2 separate regions of the Homo sapiens genome follow, and region 2 is linked to region 1. Evidence: chromatin contacts called from ENCODE Hi-C or POLR2A ChIA-PET data. All regions are on one chromosome and are shown on one strand. The core of a region is the stretch at or near the end of the contact, and the rest is flanking DNA. Distances in the headings are between cores, read along the strand shown. Region 1 holds the start of ITGA4 (integrin subunit alpha 4). Region 2 has its middle 100 kb from the start of NEUROD1.

What was found. Hi-C counts contacts between places; a loop is a spot of excess contacts on that map. ChIA-PET counts read pairs that join two places held with the same protein, here RNA polymerase II (POLR2A). Pooled maps may share reads with other maps.
Region 2: a map with no recorded cell type shows a loop between it and region 1 (8-fold over the local background). The contact joins the enhancer-like site here to the promoter of ITGA4 in region 1. A Hi-C loop is called at or near these places in 3 of 37 single-sample maps with no recorded cell type and 10 of 50 pooled maps. POLR2A ChIA-PET finds 5 or more read pairs at or near these places in 1 of 52 experiments (activated T-cell).

What each region holds. Positions count from the first base shown.
Region 1 is chr2:181,453,069-181,459,829 of GRCh38, reverse strand. It overlaps ITGA4 (integrin subunit alpha 4), which reads right to left and starts at 2,444. Exons shown (of 28, transcript NM_000885.6): 1 at 1,979-2,444; 2 at 1,513-1,634. The coding sequence starts at 2,175. RefSeq lists enhancers at 1,398-1,447, 1,808-1,857, 1,918-2,107, 2,828-2,937 and a silencer at 2,258-2,647.
Region 2 is chr2:181,777,434-181,784,194 of GRCh38, reverse strand. No RefSeq gene overlaps it. Among named protein-coding and RNA genes, the nearest start is that of NEUROD1, 100 kb to the right of the region's middle. Within about 2 kb of position 3,979, at least 8 of the 41 ENCODE cell types and tissues checked have a DNase peak (open chromatin) inside an H3K27ac peak, as active enhancers do.

The DNA.
Region 1 (6,761 bases), core at 1,195-3,694:
ATCAGGAAACTATGACAGGACAACAGAAATAAAATTGCTCCCTCCTGAGACCTTGCCAAGATCCTCTGGCAGACCAAAGTTGTCGGCTCCACTCCCTAATTCTTCACCCACAACTCTCTCATGCAATGAAAATTATGCTTTGCAAAATCATTCCAAAATGTATGGGTCTGTGAATGTTTTATGCATTCCTACTGTGATTTCTGGTATTGAGGATGCTTAACAAGAGGCTAGGGCTTATTCTACATGCTACAGACAACTCGTAGACTTTTATAGGTGCTCTGAGTTAAAAGTAAAAATTCCATTATGTTTATACTCTATCTGAATTCATCTGAATGAAGGGAACCAGCTTCACAGTTTGAAAAAGAGCAAAGACTACTATAAAATACAAAAGAAGTTAAAGATCCAATAACTAATCTCAAAAGTCCATTTATAGCAAAGAAATATAAAGAAGTACCAATTTTATTCACCGTTTACAGATGACCCATCAGCTCAGCAGACAACATATTAAACCATTCACTTAATTTTATTTGCATTGAAGATACATACATGGAAGAAAATGGCTTAGACTTTGGACGCATTCAGACCCTAGTTTGACTTTAGTTCCCACCTATCAGTCACTAGCTAAGTAACTTTTAAAAAGGTATTTGCAACTCTGAGCCACAGTCCTCATACATAAACTAGGAACAATGTCAACCATGACCCAGGGTTGCTTTAAGGGGAAAAAAGTTAAGCAATATATATAGCAGTAACACTTTGGAACAAGATAGGTCTTGTTATTTAATATTCCTTCCTCTTTCCCCACTTGCCTGTGTGCAACAAACTTGTCTTTGGCTTTGAAACATGAAACTTCTCCCCTCTATCAGTACACATTTTTCAACTTGTCACAAATCTGAGACATTGAGAAATGACTGCAAAAAGATGGACCCATATAACATGAGTTTTGGATGACGGTTTTGGGAATGGAAAATTATACTACATTAACGATGAAGATGCCAATTTTCCTTTTCTTTTAGATTGTATATTGTAAGTAAAACTATCACTTTTTTTTTTAGGCCTTTAGGTTAAACGACGGGATATGGGATCAATTCCAATTGCTATTCCTGATATGCTCCTTAGCCTGTTCTTTAAGAGGGTTGATAGGTCAAAGATGGAAATAAAATTCTCAAGTCTTGGCTTAGCTGGATCCTGTCCTTAATACGCTGAGAGAGTCTAAAATGTGCTTTACACACGGAGAGACGGGGAGAGATGAAGAGAAGGTATCATAAGAAATTTCTCTAGCATAGTTGTCAGAGTACTGCAATCATTGCCATAAGGAAAAGGGAGAACGATATTAACAGAAAGGGAATCCCTTTTATATTAAGGAGGCAAGATGAGATGGAGTTGAAACTGAAAACTTTATGCTCTTTAAACCAGAAGTAACAGGCAACGTGAATCTTTCCAGGACTTGCCCTATGGTGGGGTCCACATGGGGGGTCGGGAGGTCACTAACTCCTGGTCCCATACCCAACTCACCCAGCTGGAGCTGTTCGCACGTCTGGCCGGGATTCTTTCCGATCCTGCATCTGTAAATCGCCCCGGGATTGATCACTGAAGCGTTGGCGAGCCAGTTGGCAGTGGGCGCACCCACTAGGAGCCTAAAGCGAGACACGTGCACGTGCGCTCAGACGTGAGCTGTGCTGCCCACTGAGCTCCCTGTCGCCACAGATGTGCAGTCCGCAGCAGGGCAGCTTCCCCACCTCCTCCTCCGCCCACCACCCCCGACTCGAAGCTCCAAGACCTTGCACCATAACGCACCCGGGGCGCTGCCGCCCCAAGATAAGTTAGTTTCCCTGGCAGATTTCCAGCGAGCTGGCTCTCGCAGCGTTTCCCTCCTGCCTCCTTGGGAGGGAGGAAAGTTTGAATCGGGCAGGGAATCCCTAGGGCGCCATTCTCACGCCGCTCTGAGCTGCTGAGGGCGCATCAGTCCAACTCTACTCACCATCGGTTCGCCCCGTGGCTGTGCAGCACGACCGAGTAGCCGAACAGCGTGTTGTGGGGGCCCTGGTAAAGCAGCGCGCTCTCAGTGTCCACGTTGTAGGGGCGGCCGGTCGGGACCCCCAGGCACAGCAACAGCATCACCGTCTCCCGGACGGCGGCCCTTCGGGGGCCGGGTTCGCGCCTCGCTTCCCAAGCCATGCGCTCTCGGTGGGGAACATTCAACACTAAACGGCCACTACCCCAAAGTTGCACGGGATGCGACGGTTGGCCAACGGGGAAGAACGCCCCAAGAGATGAGGCGCAGCGTGTCCGGCGCCAGCGGGCTAAAGGAAGGAGAGAGGGAAGAGGAGGGGAAGTCGGCCCACCGCGGGCGGAGCGTTCGGGCCGGCCTGGGATGCCGCGCACTCGCCCGGCCCCACTCCCGGTTTCTGCCGCCAGCCGGGAGCTTCGGGTGCTCGCGCTGCTTCTCCGGGTACGGGCCGCTGGGTGGGGTCCCGGGCGTGGTGCGGAGGCGCAGGGCCGGGCTCCGTCTCTGCCTACGCGCGGCTGCAGGGGGCGCTGGGGAACCTCGGCTGCGCAGGACTCGCGTCCTGGCCCGGGCCTCCCAGCCCGCAGAGCGCGGGATGGCTCTGGGCTCAGCAAGAGCGGACCTGATGGGGCACGGGCTTCCCCTTTTAACGGTGGTTGGGGCCTAGAAGCGGAGCTGTGTGACCCCAAACTGCGCGCCCCTCGCTGTGACCGCCCAGCCCGGCGTGGCCCAAATGCCAGCCACAAACTCGGGGAGTGGGACTGCGGCGGGGAGCCGTCCAGTTCTTTCGTTGATAGTTAAACACTGTGTCTTGTTTTTCAGGTGTAGGCAACCACTAGATAAATTATCAAGAGCCACAGATTAAAAACAAAAAACCAAACAAAAAGACTCGCCGAAGGCCCCTGGGGAACATTTTAGTGACAAAGACGTTATGGCTATTCTCTTCAAGACCCACATCTCAGCACCCTTCTATACCCACTTCCTTCCTCCCCACACTTCCTCTGCAGCCCGGGCTGCATGCGTGAGCAGGCTAGCAGCAGCCTCTCAGGCTGAACGGCAGGCGGTTTAGGCTGTGGCTGACCCCAACAGAGAGGTTGGGTTAAGGAAGCACTGTGACTTGATTCACTTTAACCGATTCGGATTGCTCCAGCTGGTAATTGATGATCCCCCCTTTTCACGCACCCACTCAGTTGCCACGGGACACACCTGCTTTTAGGGGTGTAAACCCCAGTGTGGGGTCAGGGTCCTAATGAGCCTCTGAAATGTGCCGGAGACCCACAACGCAACACACCTGAACTGGGTAGTGAGTCTCATTCTAATGCAATCCAGGTGTGCCCTGCCTTTTTTTTTTTTTTCCTTCAGCAACCAGAGAGACAGCCATAGGTGATTATTAGACTGATATTTTCAGGAGATGAAAGTCTAGTTTTTTATTGTTGCTATATGTAAAAAGAAAAGAAAAGTCTGCATCAAAGAGTGTGTCTGTGTGCTAAAACCATGCTGGAATAAATAACACATCTGACACTAATGACAGATACACAATTAAAATGCTTATTCATTTATTCAGCACATTCATGGAGCAGGCACTTGACTAGGACCACAGGATTCCACCAAGAGTAAGGCAGGACTGATACAAAGTTTCAAAAAATGTTCGCTCCAATGGTAGATAGAAAAATTTGTACTAACTAGAGAAAGATCCAGGTAAGGACACTTAAAGAGAGATTTGAAGGACCAGGAATCTTGAATCAGGCTAAGAATGGGATGAGCAATAAGGAGGGCTCCAGAGGAGCCAGGTAGAAGAACTGAGAGAGCTTGCCTGGCTAGAGTATTTAGCCACTCCACACACAGGTTGGTGTGATATGAGGCTGACTTAGGGAAGCAGGAATACATGGTGAACCTCATGAGCCAGGTTAGGAATTTTAAATCTATGTTGGGACTGACAGGAAGTTGAAGAATTTGTCTCGGTCAGCTCTGGGTTTCAGAAGTGTGAATGCAAGACTGAACACAGAAAACCTAATTTTGGAAGCCCCTGCAGCAATAAGTAGAGATAGGATAATCCCAAGGGGAAGTATTTCTCTTTCTTGAAAGAGAATGGTGCTACCATTCATGGAGAAAAAAACACTGAGAAATGAAGTTATATGCATGTATGTGTGCATGCAGATGGGGGCATGGATGGGTTAAGTTTTAGCCATGTGGAGTTTGAGATGTTTATGGAATGACAGGATATTCTAGCCAAACTCAATGCAATTATTTTCAGTCTGTCAACAGACAAAACATGAGGAATATTAACTTTCTCTTACTCTATACTGGAAAAAGTCAATACAGTGTGTGATAAATCTATTGTAAAAATGAAATGGCTTCCAGAAAGCTAACAATCAGGGCCCATGGCTGTTTCTTTCTGTAGTAGTGCTGAGTGTGTTTCTTTCTTAGTAGATCTACATGCTGATTTTAACCCAGTTCCACAATGAGCTTACAGTGTCGTTATTCTGAACTATGCAATCCTTCTTGTTTACAGCTACAAAACCTCCAGTTGAGGCCAAGGAAGTAGGTATGTTGAAGCCATTCTGACACCCTCCAGAAACTGGCAAAGCCAGATCTTCTGATCTGAACCCCTACCAGTTTCTTTCCCTCCCTTCACCAAAATCTTTTACAATGAAAGCCACTCAACACAATTCGTTTCATAGCGTAGTTTTGGTGACAAGCAGTCAGTGGAGTGGTTGGTAAGGCAGGACTTTTTTCCATAGTATGGTTATAGTTATGATTCACTACCTTTCAAGAAATAGCCACCCTACATTACCTCACGTTAGTTAGCTGAATTTCCTTCCTCCAGGGCTTGGAAAACAGCTCGCTTTTCCTAATGTTAGCAGGAATAAAGTGTGTTTCATGTTGCTTTAAAAAAAACTGAAGATACTGCTATCTCTCTGATCAATGCTTCTGAAGGCAAGTGAGGGGGTGGAGGAAGGAGAAGAGAAGGATGTTTAAGAAAGACTCATGCCTATCCCTAGCTCTCAACTCGACATAAATATTTGGGCACTCAATTATTAAATGTCATCAGATTAATATGTATATAAGTGCCCACTATATGCCAAAAAAATGCATTATGCACTAAAATTATAGTAGACAAAATACAAGTGATCTCTAACCTTGTGTAGAAAGTCCTCCCCAGTAGCGAGAATTCTAATGTGGACTCACCCTATTTTTCAGTTTTTATCAAGAGTAAGCATTTCTCCTTCTAGGAAGACTCTCTTCTCATGATACCACCTTATTAAGCTTTTTCCTGCCTTTCTATCTGGCCACTCTGAGTTTCCTCTGATGGCTCCCTTCCCTCCGCCATAAGTGCGGGAAACCCCCAGGGCTATATTCTGGAAACTCTTTCATTCTCTTTCCATCTTCCCTCTTTAGGAGATCTAACCCATTTCCTATGTCTTTAAATACCATCTAAATATAAGTCATTAACAGAATCAAAAACAGAAACGGTATACTTATTTCAATAGATGCTGAGATAGCATTTGATAAAATTCAACATTCCTTTATGATAAAAATTCTCACCAAAATGGATATAGAAGGAACATACTTCAAAATAATGAAGGCCATATATGACAAACCTACAGTCAACATCATACTGAACACAGAAAAAATGAAGGCCTTTCCTCCAAGGGCTGAAACAGACAAGGATACCCCCTCTCACCACTGTTATTCTACGTAGTACAGAAAGTCCTGGCCAGAGCTATCAGGCAAGAGGAAGAAAGGAAGGGTATCCAAATTGGAAAGGAAGAAGTCAAATTAGGTTTGTTTGCAGACTACATGATCTTATACCTAGAAAAATCTAAAGAGTCCACCTAAAAGCTGTTAGATCTGATTCAGTAAAGTTGCAGGATGCAAAATCAACATACAAAAATCAATAGCATTTATATGACAACAGTGAACAATCTGAATAAAAATCAAGAAAGCAGTTCCTTTTACAATAGCTACAAAAATGTACAATACCTAGGAATCAATTTAACTAAAAAAGTAAAATATCTATGCAAGGAAAAACTATAAATAAAACTCTGATAAAAGAAATCGAAGAGGACACAAAAACCCAGAAATATACTCCGTGATAGACTGGAAGAACTAATATTGTTAAAATTACAATACTACCTAAAGCAATTTACAGATTCAATGCAATTCCTATCAAAATACAAATGACATTCTTCACGAAACAGAAAAATTCCTAAAATTTATAAGAAACCACAAAAGACCCTGAATAGCCAAAGCAATCCTGAGCAAAAAGAACAAAGCTGGAGGCATCACACTACCTAACTTCAAAATTTACTACAAAGCTATAGTAACCAAAACAGCACAGTATTGGCATAGAAACAGACACATAGACCAATGGAGCAGAATAGAGAATCCACATATAAATCCATGCACTTACAACCAACTAATCTGTGACAAAGCTGTAAAGAACATACAATGGAAAAAAACAGTCTCTTTAATAAATGGTGCTAGGAAAACTTAATAACTACATGCAAAAAAATAAAATTAAAACTTTCTCACCACTTCTTCCTTTCCAGTTTGGATACCCTTCCTTTCTTCCTCTTGCCTGATAGCTCTGGCCAGGACTTTCTGCACTATGTAGAATAACAGTGGTAAGAGGGGGTATCCTTGTCTGTTTCAGTCCTTGGAGGAAAGGCCTTCATTTTTTCTGTGTTCAGTATGATGTTGACTGTAGGTTTGTCATATATGGCCTTCATTATTTTGAAGTATGTTCCTTCTA
Region 2 (6,761 bases), core at 2,730-5,229, 320 kb before region 1:
GAAGTCACTACCCTAACATATCACTGATTTGAATTAATTATAGGCAGAGAAGGGAATCTCAGCATAGTGTACAATATGAACTAGAAGAAAGTAAATGTATAGCCTTTTAATATTCTGGGAAAATATACACGTTAGATGATAACATAGCCTTGGCCTCCCATCAAAAAAAGTCTGTGACCTGCTTGTCCACAGCTACTCTCACCTCTCTTTAACTTCCCTGCTGTTACAGGGGAGGAAAGGATTCCCCCTCCTATCTAAGCCCAAATTCCTCCATGTGTCTTGTGAATCCCATCTGTGATCACCTTCTATATAGACTTTGCACTATTATCTCTACTCTCCCCCTCACTGTATCCTCAAACTCATTTCCTCTCATTAACTCTCCCCCTTAACATTCCCTTTCAACAGCATTTAAACTTGCCTAAGTCTTTTTCATCTTAACACACACACAACCCTCCTGTCCTGCTCTCCTTCACAGCCAAACTTTGCAAGGCTTGCTATCTTGAATTTCTTTCTTCCTTTTACAAAATGTATTAAAATATTTCAAATATGTATATACTTCTTAACCTACTTCAATCTGAATACCACTCTGCCTAAACTACTCTTGTTTAAGTCACCAGTGACCTTTGTGTTGCTAACACCAATGGCCAGTTTCAATCTGGATCTTATCTGACATCTTCTCAGCATTCAAAATGGGGAATGTTCTCTTCTTCTTGAAATAGCCCCCTTCTCTGGCTGATATGCCACTTCCTTTCCTGGCTTTTCTCTGTCTTCTCTATTTTTCCCTCCCAGTCTCCTTTAGTATCTCTTTCTCCTCTAGTCCATTTTGAATGATGGGACACCTTGGGGAACTGTTTGAAGTGCTCATCTTTTCTCACTCACTTCCTAGGCACTCTTAACCACTTCTGTGTTTCATGTACCATTTGTATGCAGATAAATTTCAACATATATACCCAGCCCAAACCTGGACTCTGAAATCCATAATGATACATCTGATTGACACTTCAACATCTCCACTTACATATGGCACAGACAACTGAAACTCAATATGTCTAATTCTGAAATCCGTTTTGCATCCAAACCTCCTTTCTGCTAGTGTTTCCTAATGAAAAGTGCACGACTTATTCCCTATTGCACTTGCCAGAAACCAGAGAACAGGGTTGGACCAAAACCCAGACAATAGCAAACCATTTGTTCAACATTTATTTAGTGGGTGTATTAGTTTCCCAGGGCTGCCATAACAAATTATCACAGACTTCTTGTCTTAAAACAACAGAAATTTATTCTCTCATAGTTCTGGAGGCCAGAATACTGAAACCAAGGTGTCAGCAGGGTGAGTTCCCTTTGAAGTCTGTAGGGAAGAAAGGTTCCTTGACCTTTCCAGCACAGGAGGTGGCCCCAGGCCTTCCTAGGCTTGCAGCTGTATAACTCTAATCTCTGCCTCAATCTTCACACAGCATTCCTCCCTGTGTCTCTGTTTCCTTTACTCTTCTTATAAGGACACCAGTCATTGGACTTAGGGCCCACCCTAAACCTAGGATGATTCTATCTTGACATCTTTAACTAGTTACCTCTGCAAAGTCTCTTTCTAAATAAGGTCATATTTTAAAGTTCCAAGTGACATAAATTTTGGGAAGGGCACTATTCAACTTACTACAGTGGGAGTAGAAAGGAAAAATTTCATAAGTGAAAAAATATAGATAGAAACATCCTCATTTCCAGTGGCCAAAGCAAGAAAATATTCTGGGGGGAAAATGACAAAACTCATTTATTTCACAGTTTCCACAGTGTTTGTTATCTCAAATTGTATTTTTTTCCTTTGCTCCAAACTTAATAATTTACTGTTCAGTATACAGAAGGACTTTAGAGTAGCACTTTCCAGTTGAAAGTCTTGAATCTCACTTTAAAGCATAACATAAGAACACTGTTACATTGACAGATCTCTGTCAATGTGTAAGTGCTTGCAGAAAACTTTGATTTTTTTCCTCTTGATTGTGTGCTACATATATGTTTATTATATAATTTGTCAAATATGTGTTTATCAGCCCCTATTTGAATCAAGTTCCAAATGAGCAGAACTCAAAGTTTTATTCCATATACAGAAAAAAAAAAAAGTGCATCCCTTGTACAGTTTGATGTGCAACAGATAACCCATTCATCTTGGTTTGCCCAGGATTTTCCTTTTAGCACTAAAAGTTCAATATCCTGAGGACCCCCTCAGTTAGTTAATCACCCCACTGTACAGTTAATTTGCCTTGATGTGCAACATCTCATTATCTCCACCTGCAAGAGAAGTCCTTTCTATCCCTCATCCAGAGCTCCCATTCCTTCCTGATTGCATATCCAGGGATTCGTTAATGCTTAGGAAAATGTTGGAGTCCAGGAAAAGGGAATATTGCCTACCTTGGACTCTGTCAAAGCCCTGATAACAGGGAATGATACTAGTGGCTTAAGAACTTGGCCTTGGAAACTTGTGAGTAAAGGATACAAGCTGATAGCAAACCCCAGCTCCTGTAGCAACCACAGAAACCAAGGTAGCATCCTACTCTATGGAAGCAAATATTCAGGGTGGGGAAGTGCTTCCCATCTTCAGTGATATGTGGGCACATCCTGGTGGATTCCTCCCACAGGGTGGCCATGCCTTGTGAGTTATAGCTCTTTCAAGTTTTGGCTAACTCACTGGTGTTGAACAGTGTAAATTCAGGTTGTATTGTACTTATCTTGCTGGGCACTGCTTTGTTGCTCATTAGCCATGAAAAGTCTTTATGAATGCTGGGTTCTAGGGATCTCACTGGGGAGGAGGCAGGGAGTGAGTGGGCTTAAGAAAGGGGAAGTGCTGCCTATGCCCTAAAGGTTGCCTCAGAACCCTGCACAGGCAAGGCCCACTGTTCCAATGGCTACCACTAGGACTACAGCAGAGCCCTGCCACAGAGGCTCCTAGGGGAAAGGCACCCCCACCTCTGCCACCACAAACAGTGTCATACTCAGCCATGGGTTTTTATTCCCTGCCTGGCAAGAACCCAGGGGATTTATAGCCCTGGTGCTCAGCCTTCTCACAGCTCACAGCCACCTGCTAGGTACTTACTACCTCCTCATGGACCCCAGATCACCATCTTTCCAACTCCTTCCCTCTTCCCAACTTCTTCCCTCTCCTGGGTGGCAACTCCTCTTTAAAAATTGAGCTTTCTTTCCTTATATCTGTCATCTTAAAGGAAGCCACCTTGGTGATTGGCTGGTGATTTCCTGTTTCCATTCATATTGTGACTTATTGCTAAATCATCTCCTAAAGGAAGGAAAGCAAACCTCCAGTTTAATATCTAGCTTTGTGCCCTTTCTTTATAGTATCTTAGTAAATGATTGATAGAAAAACTAGAGTCATGGCTACAAGGAAAACATCAAGATGAGTTCCAGGTGTCTATAACAGAAGAATGGTGTGGTAGTTCTTCCAGGCTTCTATAACAGAAGAAATGGTTCTGTAGGAATGGTACTTTTGTAGTGAAGACATAGGATTCTTTTGCTCCTTCTAGTCATAAACACCCTTGGTTTGGGTCCAAGAACTGATTTCCTTTACACTAAAATACCCTCCTGGGATTGAGTAGAGTCCAAGGCTATGGGTTCATTTACTTGAACAGTACTACTCCTTTGTCTTAGATTCTTGCCATTTTGTCAGAGCTCAGCAGCAGTTAATCTGATGCTATATGCAGCTGCTGTTTGCTTGTTTTTTCTATCCACAGCTTGAGCTATCCATTTGTTTATTTTGGTTCTTTTTAAAAGGCCCTCTTTGTGGTCTTAGCACTGCAAGTAGATGGAGTGGAACAAGGAGTTAATGTGTAAAGTTTTTCATCTTCAGAGAGTTTCATTTCAAACTAATTCTGGGTCACATGTGCACTGAGTTCAGTTTTTGTTTGGATACAATGCTGCAGCTTGGAGAGAAAGAACAGGAAGTGGGACATTCCAGCCCCCAGGCAGCAGCTTCTGCTTGTCAAGCCTTTCTTGACAATAAGGTCACAGACATTTAGTAAAGGCGGCTCTGGGAAGTAATTTACAAATTATGCTAGGAGCAACAACAAAAAAGGTTTATTATTGAACTAGGGATGATATATGCACATTAGCAGAAATCAGGTTTTAAAATAAGTTTAACTCCAATCCATGTATCAGGAGACTGTGCCAATTACAGAGAGAGAAACTTTAGGTGGGAGGGAAACCAAGGCCAGAAGTAGAATCATACTCCCTGCAAATCATCTGCGTGTGCAGAGGACATTAAGGAGGATAAGTAAAACACTCTTTCCAGGTTGTCAAGGCTAGTAACTAGAAAACTGAGGAAAGAGCTGCTCTTAAAGATACAATGAAACCCATTCAAGTTTCAGCCATGAAGTGACCTTGGAGGGCAAGAACAGCCATCAACCCTAGGTTGGTGCTTTCTGAATAAGGAAGCCAACAGGAAGACATAAAGCATGGCTGCAGCTCCTACAGATATAATGTGACAAAACATGCATTCAGGTCAAAGTATGATTGATCACCTTCTGGTCTTTCCTGAAGTCTGGGGTTGACAAGCTCTTAGCATTAAGTAACTGTTTCCTGTTTCTTTCATTCCATCTCTGGGAAGGTCCCAGCATACATTCTATATCATTCCACCCACTGACAAGGAGACCCTGTGTGGGCCTTGATGAACCGGAAATGAGCTCTGACATCTTTCCTGAATTCAGAAGAGGCAGTGCTGTCTTTGGGGAGGAGACTCAAATACCATCTAGGGTCATGATGATGAGTTTGTGGTTAACTTAACATAGCCCAATTTCTCAGTTATGCTAATGGTCAAATTATGGTCAGACTGTCAACATCTTCAAAGAGAAAAGATGGCAGATAATGTACTTTCTCATTGTAAGCATAGTTTATCAGTCTAATGTTCCACAAAGAATCTGCATGTACCTGAATCAAACGTTCTAACCAGGCCAAGAAATCATTCACAGAGTAAAAATGGAAACTGTCAAGTTCATTACAAATCACAGCTGCTTGGGAAATTAGTGAACTCTTATTGATGTCTTTTTTTTTTTTAAGCAAGAAGGGATAATCTGTCAAATGAAATTGTTTATGGATTCAAAATTACCCAGGTCACCAGTTAGTTATTATGCTCAAGATGGTAGCCTATTCTTAAAGGGACACAATATCCTGCTAGTCTCCCAGCACATTGTGTTATTAGTAATGCCATTTGTGTTTGAGCTAGGAGGAAATCCAATGTCAAATGAAAAGGGTTTCTCCTTTTCATGAATTAGCCTTTCTTTAGCCACGCCATCAAAAAAGTGAGGACACTGCTAATTTCCCAAATCTTTTCCAGGCTGGCACCGAATGGATTCAAGTAAATCACTGAATGCCTTTATCTCTGAGTGACTCATGCTGTTCAGAGCCAGCTTTATGGGTTTGAAACCCAGCTAAGCTCTCACTGCCTCCTTTGTCTTTTTACATAGCACAGCTAGATTTAAGTGAACTCAGAAGTTGTATTTGAACTGTGCAACTCATTAATAGCTATCCCATAAAATTGTGTCTCTCAGTTCATTGGATCTAACTATTATGCTGATATAATCTTTTCTTTGCAATTTAAAATATAATATTGACATACTTCTGGGAAACTATGACTCTATGGTATAACTTTATAATATGGTATGTCCACATAATAATTAACATCTGTTTTATTTTTAAAGGAAAGGTGAAGGTATAAGCCCATTTCTCACCTTCTCTAACTTAATTTTTAAAGATGATAGTATGCAGGAAAGTGCAATTAACCACATTTTACATTTTAATCTAACATCAGGAAAGAGAATTTCATCTAGCCAAGATAAACTTGAGAAAACAGCAAAGAAGGAATTCAGCTAGATGTTTTTATTAAAATAAAATGACAAAATCAAAATATTTTTTCAAATAAGATAAAATCAGCCCTGCCCTTATTAGAAAAGAAACAAAAGGTTCAATTTCATATTAAGGGTGTATATCTCCTTTCCTTAGGAAGATTTCAAGGATTTGGAAACTTCATGTTAGAGTTCCTAATTATTAATGATTTGTCTCATAACTCAAGAATGCTTCTGAGTGAGTTTCTGAAGATGTAAGTTTCCTGCAGACTACGAAAAAGTACAGAACTTCAAATGGGCTTAAAGGCCAGTGTTATCGTTTCTTTAAATAATTTTTCTCATGTTTGATAAACTCATATTTTGTGAGTGTGTAAGTAATGTGAAGTTAGTACTTCCAATACTTCCATTTCAATAGATCAAAATCAAGTTCAACTAAAGAGCCATAAAGATAAGCACTATCAATTTGCTAAGCTGTCATCACAAATACAGGGACTGACTAACCAAACAGGTTATATGACCCATGAAAGCAAGAGATATTTCGCATCCTTCCTTGTGAATGAAAGTGCTTAGCACTGTCATTTGTACTTTAAAATACATAGCAAATGCTAACACTTAATTATGGCTAACATTTGTCAAGTTCTTGCATTTGAGACTGACAGTAATAAATGTACCCTTCCCTCAAGAATTTGAAATGAAATATTCAATACTTTCAATGTATAGTTACTTAAAGATAAAAAAATATCCAACAGTACTGTAAGAGTAAAACTGAGCTATATTTTAGCAAAAAGAACAATGAGTTTTAGAATACTTAAATCGAGACAAAAACTGACTTACATTTTCATCTCAGTTCAGGTACTTACCAACCATATAACCTTAAGCAAAGTACTTATTCCCTCTGAGCTTTGGTTTACATGTATTAAAATT